Linked DNA regions of Homo sapiens: region 2 is linked to region 1. Evidence: read pairs that join two places in POLR2A ChIA-PET (ENCODE). Cell type or tissue: B cell. All regions are shown on one strand. Each heading gives the region's core, and the rest is flanking DNA. Links, peaks and the distances in the headings are about the cores only.

Region 1 (4,394 bases), core at 232-4,231:
GCAAAGTGCAATGGAGTGAAATGCAGTAAAATGAGGTATGCCTGTATTTGAAATGATGAATTATGAAAAATATTAAAATAACTTGTAATATTAGGAAAGCGCAGAGGAAAGTTTAAAACTTTCTGCTTAATTCAGCAAGACTTAAAAAAAGTGAAAGTTTATAACTTGTCATTTGATCATACTTTTTTGCTGGTTCCTGGATTCATATGGTTCAAAATCCAAAAGGTTCCGAGGGTTCCTTCTCTCGCTGCTCCTACCCACCCGTTCCTCTCCCTGGAGCAGCAGTGTGTCCTGTTTCTTGGGTATCCTTTCAGAAAAATGTACTTTTACTGCTAACTTTAATGCTTGTTTCTTTTACCACAGGACCTTATGGATTTTCTGAACCCAAACGGTAGTGACTGTACTCTAGTCCTGTTTTACACCCCGTGGTGCCGCTTTTCTGCCAGTTTGGCCCCTCACTTTAACTCTCTGCCCCGGGCATTTCCAGCTCTTCACTTTTTGGCACTGGATGCATCTCAGCACAGCAGGTATCTTCCATTGGTGGGGTTTACGTCCATCCTCCTGGCTGATGGTTGCAGTTATTTGGAGGTCCTAATTAGTTAAGTTAGAAGCAGAAGAGGGGGGGCATGAACTGTGTCCTGGGATGGAAGGCAAGGCAAGAGTGAATAGTGAGGATTATCATACTCCTGAGGGAGCTGGTGGTGTCACTTTATGGAGGCCCCTTAAAGAAAGTGGGCTGTTCTCTGTGTGGTGGATTTAAAGGTGGCAGGTGGTAGCACCTGATGGCAGGGGAGGGGCCAGAAGACTTTTGAGGGCCATAGCCAGACTGAATCAGCACAATTGGTATCACAGTAGGATATTCCTTTGTGACTTTAAGGCGCAGGTTAAATCCCCATCCCAGGCAGCCCAATTCCCAGCACCCCTGTTTTGTGTCTACTCAGGATTTCTTCCCTTCCTTTTCTTTTTCTTTCCTTCTTTTCCCTTTCCCTCTTTCCTTCTTTCTTTCCTGCGTACTTATTCTTGCAGTCATGTTCTGTAGTAGGCACTCGATCAAGTCATGAATTAATTTAGCTCTTTAACATGACATTTATCTTTGTTTTATATTTCTCGTGTATCATTCACTGGGTTTTTGTCCAGGCTGGCCTTGAACTCCTGGGCTCAAGCGATCGTCCTGACTTAACCTCCTGAGTAGCAGGACTACAGGCATGCGCCACCATGCCAGGCTGGTCATTTTTTTTTTCTTTTTTTTTTTTTTTTGAGGTGGAATCTTGCTCTGTCACCCAGGCTGGAGTGCAATGGTGTGATCTAGGCTCACTGCAACCTCTGCCTCCCAGGTTCAAGTGATTCTCCTGCCTCAGCCTCCTGAGTAGCTGGGATTACAAGCACCTGCCACCATGCCGGCTAATTTTGTATTTTTAAACGGGGTTTCACCGTTTGTTGGCCAGGCTGGTCTCGAACTCCTGACCTTGTGATCTACCAGCCTCGGCCTCCCAAAGTGCTGGGATTACAGGTGTGAGCCACTTTTTGTCTTTTTTAAATGTTTAGTAAAGTAAGTTACAGAGAACTTTGTTGAGATGGTATATGTTTCTCCTAAGTGCTGCGATTGTGCCTGAGTTATAAACTGTTCTTCTCTTCCAAATCAGATGCTCCTTAGTAGGTCAGCCTCAACAAGGAGGTTGTGTGTAAATAAATCTAGAACATCTGAAAAATGGTCAATTGGTGGTAAAATGAAGTTGAGTAAACTTCCATTACTCTGTACTTGAGGCCAGGTGCAGTGGCTCACACCTGTAATCCCATCACTTTGAGAGGCCAAGGTAGAAGGATTGCTTGAGCCCAAGAGTTTGAGACCAGCCTGGACAACATGGCAGAACTCCATCTCTATAAAAAAAAATACAAAAAATTGACTGAGGATGGTGGCACATACCTGTGGTACCCCAGCTACTTGGGAGGCTGAGGTGGGAAGATTGCCTGAACCAGGGGAGGTCAAGGTCACAGTGAGCCGTGATCCTGTCACTGCACTCCAGCCTGGGCTACAGAGTGAGACCCTGTCTCAAAAAAAAAAAAATTGTATTCCACTGATTTTCATTGTGGGAATATAACTGCCAATGTTTACCTGAAACTTTTATGAAGAAAGAAATGGCTCAACAAATTAGTAATTTTCATATAGGCTTCTGGGTTATATCTAAGTGACTGGGCCCAAGGGAGCAGACTGATTGGAAGGACAGATCACGTCAGTGTCCAGCTTTGGTGGGGCCTCCACTGCCCCCAGGCATACTCAGTGCTCTTTGGTTCTGGGTCTCACACTGTCCCTCCTGCCTCTCCCGCAACTCCCTCCCTAACCTGCTTTCTTCTTTCCTTCCTTCAGCTCCATGTTGTATCTTAATTATGGAGACTAAGGCTCTTGCTGTTATTATATGGGCTGGGACATGTTTGCTTCTTATGTTAATATTTAAGTTACAGCATGTGTACAAAAGAAAAAAATCCTGGTTATACACTATTACTATTTTACTAATGCGGAAAATTGAGGCTTAGCAAGGTTAAATAATCTGCCCAGAGTTCACATTGGTTCAGTGGCAGAACTGAGGCTTCAACCCAGAGTGTTTTGACTTGGGAGCTTATCACCACTAGTCTGTATTATGTAAAGGTGAAATAAGCCCGCACAGTTATATTCCTTCTAAACAAGTCATCCTGCCCTAATTGTGAACATCCTGGTGTGTTTGTTAGATCATATACTCCCTTGTGCCAGCTTACCAAACCAATTGCCTACTGTAAGTTGATCTTTTTTGAGGGACAGGGATGGGCATTCTGAAGAGTTGGAAATTTTTTCTGTCAAATAAGTTGACACAGTGTGCTTTGTCCATGAATTAGAGTTTTCTGGTCTGGTTTGTTTAGACAGGAACTTAACTAGTGGAATAATTGTGCCATTGGTAGATCCATATTATAATTGAAAGCAACTCAGATTGCAGAAAAGGAGTGCCCCCCAGCCATGACCCATAAGCAAAGAGGTCAGAAACAAATGAAAAAGCCAAAAGTTTCAAGTATCAGAAATCTCCGTAGGTCACACGCAACTTCCTCATTTATTTCTGTCTATTCTGAGATGGTAATTGTATGAGAAAGCCCTCTATTAATAATAAATTCAGGTTTTTTGACTTCTTTCTCTTGTAGCCTTTCTACCAGGTTTGGCACCGTAGCTGTTCCTAATATTTTATTATTTCAAGGAGCTAAACCAATGGCCAGATTTAATCATACAGATCGAACACTGGAAACACTGAAAATCTTCATTTTTAATCAGACAGGTATGTGGAAGTAATGTGCTGAGGAAGAAGATATTCTATTGCTGGGGGTCTGTGCCTTCTGTGGGTTCTGATCTGCTATAATCCTTAAGTGAAGGATTCAAGACTGACTTTGAGTTGTAAAACTTCTCTTCTAATGAACTGTTATGATCCTGTTAAATACTTCCCAATCAGTATGAAGTTTAACATGAATAGGTAATTTTAATTATTATAGATACTTTTTTTTTCCCTTTTTTTTTTTTTTTTGAGTCTTGCTCTGTCGCCCAGGCTGGGGTGCAGTGGTGCGATCTTGGCTCACTGCAACCTCCACCTCCCGGGTTCACGCCATTCTCCTGCCTCAGCCTCCCGAGTAGCTGGGACTACAGGCGCCCGCCACCATACCCGGCTAATTTTTTGTATTTTTAATAGAGACGGGGTTTCACCGTGTTAGCCAGGATGGTCTCGATCTCCTGACCTCGTGATCCACCCACCTCGGCCTCCCAAAGTGCTGGGATTACAGGCGTGAGCCACCGCACCCAGCCTTTTTTTCCTTTTTTTTGAGGCAGAGTCTCACTCTGTTGCCCAGGCTGGAGTGCAGTGGCATGATCTCAGTTCACTTCAGCCTCCGCCTCCTAGGTTCAAGTGATTTGCGTGCCTCAGCCTCCAGAGTAGTTGGGATTACAGGCGTGTGCCCAGCTAATTTTTGTATTTTTAGTAGAGACAGGGTTTCGCCTTATTGGCCAGGCTGGTCTCGATCTCCTGGCCTCAAGTGATCCACCCGCCTCGGCCTCCCAAAGTGCTGGGATTTTACAGGTGTGAGCCACTGTGCCCGGTCTATTATAGATACTTTATTGTTTGATTGACTGAGACGGAGTCTCGCTCTGTCACCCAGACTGGAGTGCAATGGCATAATCTCAGTTCACTGCAACCTCTGCCTCCTGGGTTAAAACGATTCTCCTGCCTCAGCCTTTCTAGTAGCTGGGATTATAGGTGCGCACCACCACACCTGGCTAATTTTTGTATTTTTTAGTAGAGACAGGGTTTCGCCCTGTTGGCCAGGCTGGTCTTGCACTCCTAACCTCAAGTGATCTGCCTGCCTTGGCCTCCCAGAGTGCTCAGATT
Region 2 (4,394 bases), core at 287-4,286, 690 kb before region 1:
GTTATTGAGCTGTAAAAGTTTTTTTTTTTTAAATATCTGAATACAAGTACTTTTTTTCTGGTGTCATCTTTTGAAAAAACATAATCTTAATTTTGATAAAGTCCGATTTTTCAATTTTTTATGGACTGTGCTTTTGTTATATCTAAGAATCTTTAACTAACCTGACAAAGATTTTCTGATTTATTCTAGAAGTTTTGTAGCTTTAGCTCTTACATTTAGTTCTATGATACATTCTGATCCATTTGCTTCAGCACCATTTACTGAAAGAAACATCCTTTCCCCCGGTATTCTTTTGCTAAGGCTGCCACAACAAAGCATCAGAGAATAGGTGGCTTAAACAACAGAAATTTACTTCCTCACTGTTCCAGAGGCAGAAGTCCAAGATCAAGGTGTCAGCACAGTTGGTTTCTTCTGATGGCCTCTCTCCTTGATTTATGGATGCTCATCTTCTCCATCTGTCTTATCTTCTCCCCATCTGTGTCCTAATCTCTAATAAGGATACCACTTACACTGGATTAGGGTCCAACCATGTGACCCCACTTTACCTTAATTACCTGTCCAAATACAGTCACATTCTGAGGTGCTGTGGGTTAGGACTTAGACAAATGAATTTTGGGGGCTACAATTCAGCCCATTAACCTCCATGAGTAAGTTTTTTTCCCCCCAGATAGGATCTCACTCTGTCGCCCAGGCTCAAATGCAGTGGAGTAGCTCACCGCAGCCTGAAATTCCTAGGCTCAAGCAATCCTCCCACCTCAGCCTCCAGAGTGGCTAGGACTACAGCACATGTCACCATGTCTGGCTAAAATTGTTTTCTGAAGAGATGGGGTCTCACTAGGTTGCCCAGGCTGCTTGCATACTCTTAAAGGTAGCACATTCATTCCTCTGAGCACTGGGATTCATCCTGGGTTTTTAGCACAGGTTAGCTCTTTTCATAGTATTTGGAGTCACCGCAGAAACCTTCCACCATCTAGTCCAACTCCTTCATTTTACAGATGCAGAAAATAACGATCTCCAAAAATATTTCGTAGGACTTTACACAATTCAGATATTAATCAAGAAAATTCAGCTCACGCTAAAACCACATCTCACTGCTTCTCTAATATTAGGAAAGTCTGTGACAGCCATTTATCATTTTGAATATTCTTTAATAATAAAAATCAGTCTGTTGCCTAGGGGGGAAAAAATCTCCCCAAGATTTTTGGGTAAAGGTAAAGTCAAACAATTTATTTAAAGGGAAAGGCGGAAGCCTGCCACCCTAACAGCTCTTTACCATCTTTTGCTTCATGTTCAGATCATCATCAGTACACTTTGCAAAGCTACAATTGGCATGTAATGCATGTAATTTTGGAACTTGCTTTTTTCGGTTATCATTTCTACCATTCTAGATTTTTGTTTTTTAAAGACACAGGGGTCTTGCTCTGTCACACGGCTGGAGTGCAGTGGTGCATCATGGCTCACTGTAGCCTTGACCTCCCAGGTTCAAGTGATCCTCCCACCTCAGCTTCCTGAGTAGCTGAGACTACAAGCATGCACCACTGCACCTGGCTATTTTTTTTAACTTTTTGTAGAGATGGGGTTTATGTTGACTACGCTGTTCTTAAACTCCTGGACTCAAGTGATCCTTCCCGCCTTCCCCAGCCTCCCAAAGTGTTGAGATAACAGGCGTGAACCACTGCACCCAGCCTAGTCTAGATTATTACTGTCATGGTTAATGGCTGGAAACTATTCAACTGAGCTAAACCATATGTACATACATAATGTATGTAATGTACATAATATTCTCTGTTAAATATTTACAGCAAATGTTTTCTTGAATTTCTCAGAAAAATTCTTTTTTTTCTTGAACTTCTTCCTCGATATTTTTTTTTTTTTTTGAGACAGGGTCTCATTGTTCCCCAAGTTAGAGTGTAGGGTGGCAAGATCAAGTCTCATTGCAGCCACGACCTCCTGGGCTCAGGCAACTCTGCCCACCTCAGCCTGAGTAGCTGGGACTACAGGCCTGTGCCACCACACTCGGTTAATTATTATTATTTTTTTGTAGACAAGGTCTCACTATGTTGCCCAGGCTGGTCACAAACTCTTGGACTCAAGCAATATGCTCACTTTGTCCTGTCCTCCCAAAGTGCTGGGATTATAGCCACGAGCCACCGTGACCAGCTGATTTAAAACATTTTGACATTTGGTATGTTTATATATTTATAATACTTCAAAAGTATCTAAAAACACAAATCTAATTATATTACCTCTCCATACCCCAATTTACTGAACTAAAATATCTATTTGACCAGCCCTCTAACATTTTTCTTTTCCTTTTTTTTTTTTTGAGACAGTCTCGCTCTGTTGTCCAGGCTGGCGTGTAGTGGCGCAATCTCAGCTCACTGCAACCTCCGCCTCCCAGGTTCAAGCAATTCTCCTGCCTCAGGCTCCAGAGTAGCTGGGATTACAGGCACCCGCCACCACCCCCGGCTAGTTTTTTGTACTTTTAGTAGAGATGGGGCTTCACCATGTTCTCCAGGCTGGTCTCGAACTCCTGACCTCAGGTGATCTGCCTACCTCAGCGTCCCAAAGTGCTGGGATTACAGGCATAAGCCATCACGCCCAGCCTATTTTTTCAAACAATCTGACTGAGGCATTCATTCTCCTCCTTTTGTTTTGATTCTGTACCATCCCCTTACTCAGAACGCAGACGCCTATGATTTTTAAGTCCAAAACCTGAACATATGCATTCCTAAATGTGGAATTTTGTTTTAACATTCAGATAGAGAAAATAACTGGGGGAAAAAAAACTTTCAAGAGGACTGTCTTACCCATTTCAACATGCCCCAACATAAAATTGAAATTACCTTAAGAGCTACAAGCAGTGTAACTGTTTCAACTGAATAATATCCTCTGTCAACATAATCTCCCATAAACAAGTAATTTGTATCTGGTGATTTGCCACCAATTCTAAACAGTTCCATGAGATCATGAAATTGCCCATGCACATCTCCACAGACAGTAACTGGACATCGAACCTCTTGCACGTTGGATTCTTTTGTCAGGATTTCTTTAGCCTACAGATGGGAGACAAAAATAAGGCAATACATTTGGCATTAAACAATATTAACAAAGATTTGTTTACTTACACTTAATGTAGCTTAAGGGGCAGACTCAGTCTAAGATAAAATTGCAGGCATTTATGAACCCATTAAAATAAGTGAGATATGATTATAATCCATTAGCTATCTCACCCTGTTACCTAGGGAAAAAATATGCATTCCTATCATCAATACCAGGAGTTTTTTAAAAACCTATCAAATAGCCATCTAATTAAATACTAATTGTTAGCTGTCACATAAAACCAATGAAAATCGAACAGGACATTCAGGTATCTACTTCCTTACCTTCAGAGTTCTAACTACAATGCAGCACTCAAAGATTCTTTTTTTTTCTTTTTTTGAGACAGGGTCTCATTTTGTCACCCAGGCTGGAGTGCAGTAGTATGATCATAGCTCACTGTAGCCTGGATCTTCTTGGCTCAGGAATCTTCCCACCTCAGTAGTGGGGACCACAGGCACACGCCACCATGGCTGGCTAATTTTCACAAACTTTTTTGTAGAGACGGGGTCTCACGTGATCCTCCACCCTCATCCTCCCAAGGGCTGGGATTACATGCATAAGCCACCTCACCTCAGCCCTGTTTGACTTTTTAAAAACATGTTTTTGGCCAAGCACTGTGGCTCATACCTGTGAGAAAATCATTTGCTCAACCATCTGTACCAGCCCCATGCTAGCAACTGGACATATAGTGGTGAACAAGATGGCTCATTCCCACTACCGTAGAGGGGAGAAGGACCACAAACAAGTAACCAAGCCAAAAGTACACTGTGTTAAGTGTCACAAAGGAAAGGGAGAGGGAAACTGGGAGAGACCACTTTACATAAGATACCAAAACAAATTACCAGAGAATTGTTGCTAATGAGCCATGACAACCACAGATGACAAGGACTGGGTTCAAAGCATTGGTATGCAATCTTAGCTGCACATTAAAAATCCCAATGCCCAGCCAGGCGCGGTGGCTCGCACCTGTAATCCCAGCACTTTGGGAGGCCAAGGCGGGCCGATCACTTGAGGTCAGGAGTTTGAGGCCAGCCTGGCCATCATGGCGAAACCCCATCTCCACTAAAAATAAAAAAAACTAGCTAGGCATGGTGGTGCATGACTGTAGTACCAGCTACTTGGGAGGCTGAGGCAGGAGAATTGCTTAAACTTGGGAGGTGGAGGTTGCCGTGAGCCAAGATCGCATCACTGCACTCCAGCCTGGGTGACAGACCAAGACTCTGTCTCAAAACAAAAACAAAAACACCAATGCCCATTCCTTCCCCTAATAAAGTCAGAATTTTGGAGACTGG

The links. ChIA-PET counts read pairs that join two places held together with the same protein. Peaks named below come from ENCODE experiments on the same cell type or tissue, not always from the same donor. Only the 100,000 strongest peaks of a DNase experiment are listed, where the experiment ranks them.
Region 2: POLR2A ChIA-PET joins it to region 1 with 5 read pairs; 2 of 35 experiments call an interaction of 5 or more read pairs at or near these places.

Annotation. Positions count from the first base shown.
Region 1 is chr5:134,893,129-134,897,522 of GRCh38, forward strand. It overlaps TXNDC15 (thioredoxin domain containing 15), which reads left to right. Exons shown (of 5, transcript NM_024715.4): 3 at 364-527; 4 at 3,166-3,296. Among named protein-coding and RNA genes, the nearest start is that of PCBD2, 9.8 kb to the right of the region's middle. In B cell, for the core only: no CTCF peak of the experiment used is centred there; no DNase peak of the experiment used is centred there; H3K27ac peaks cover 593 bases.
Region 2 is chr5:134,203,076-134,207,469 of GRCh38, forward strand. PPP2CA (protein phosphatase 2 catalytic subunit alpha) reads right to left here. Exons shown (of 7, transcript NM_002715.4): 2 at 2,847-3,056. Among named protein-coding and RNA genes, the nearest start is that of MIR3661, 20 kb to the right of the region's middle. In B cell, for the core only: no CTCF peak of the experiment used is centred there; no DNase peak of the experiment used is centred there.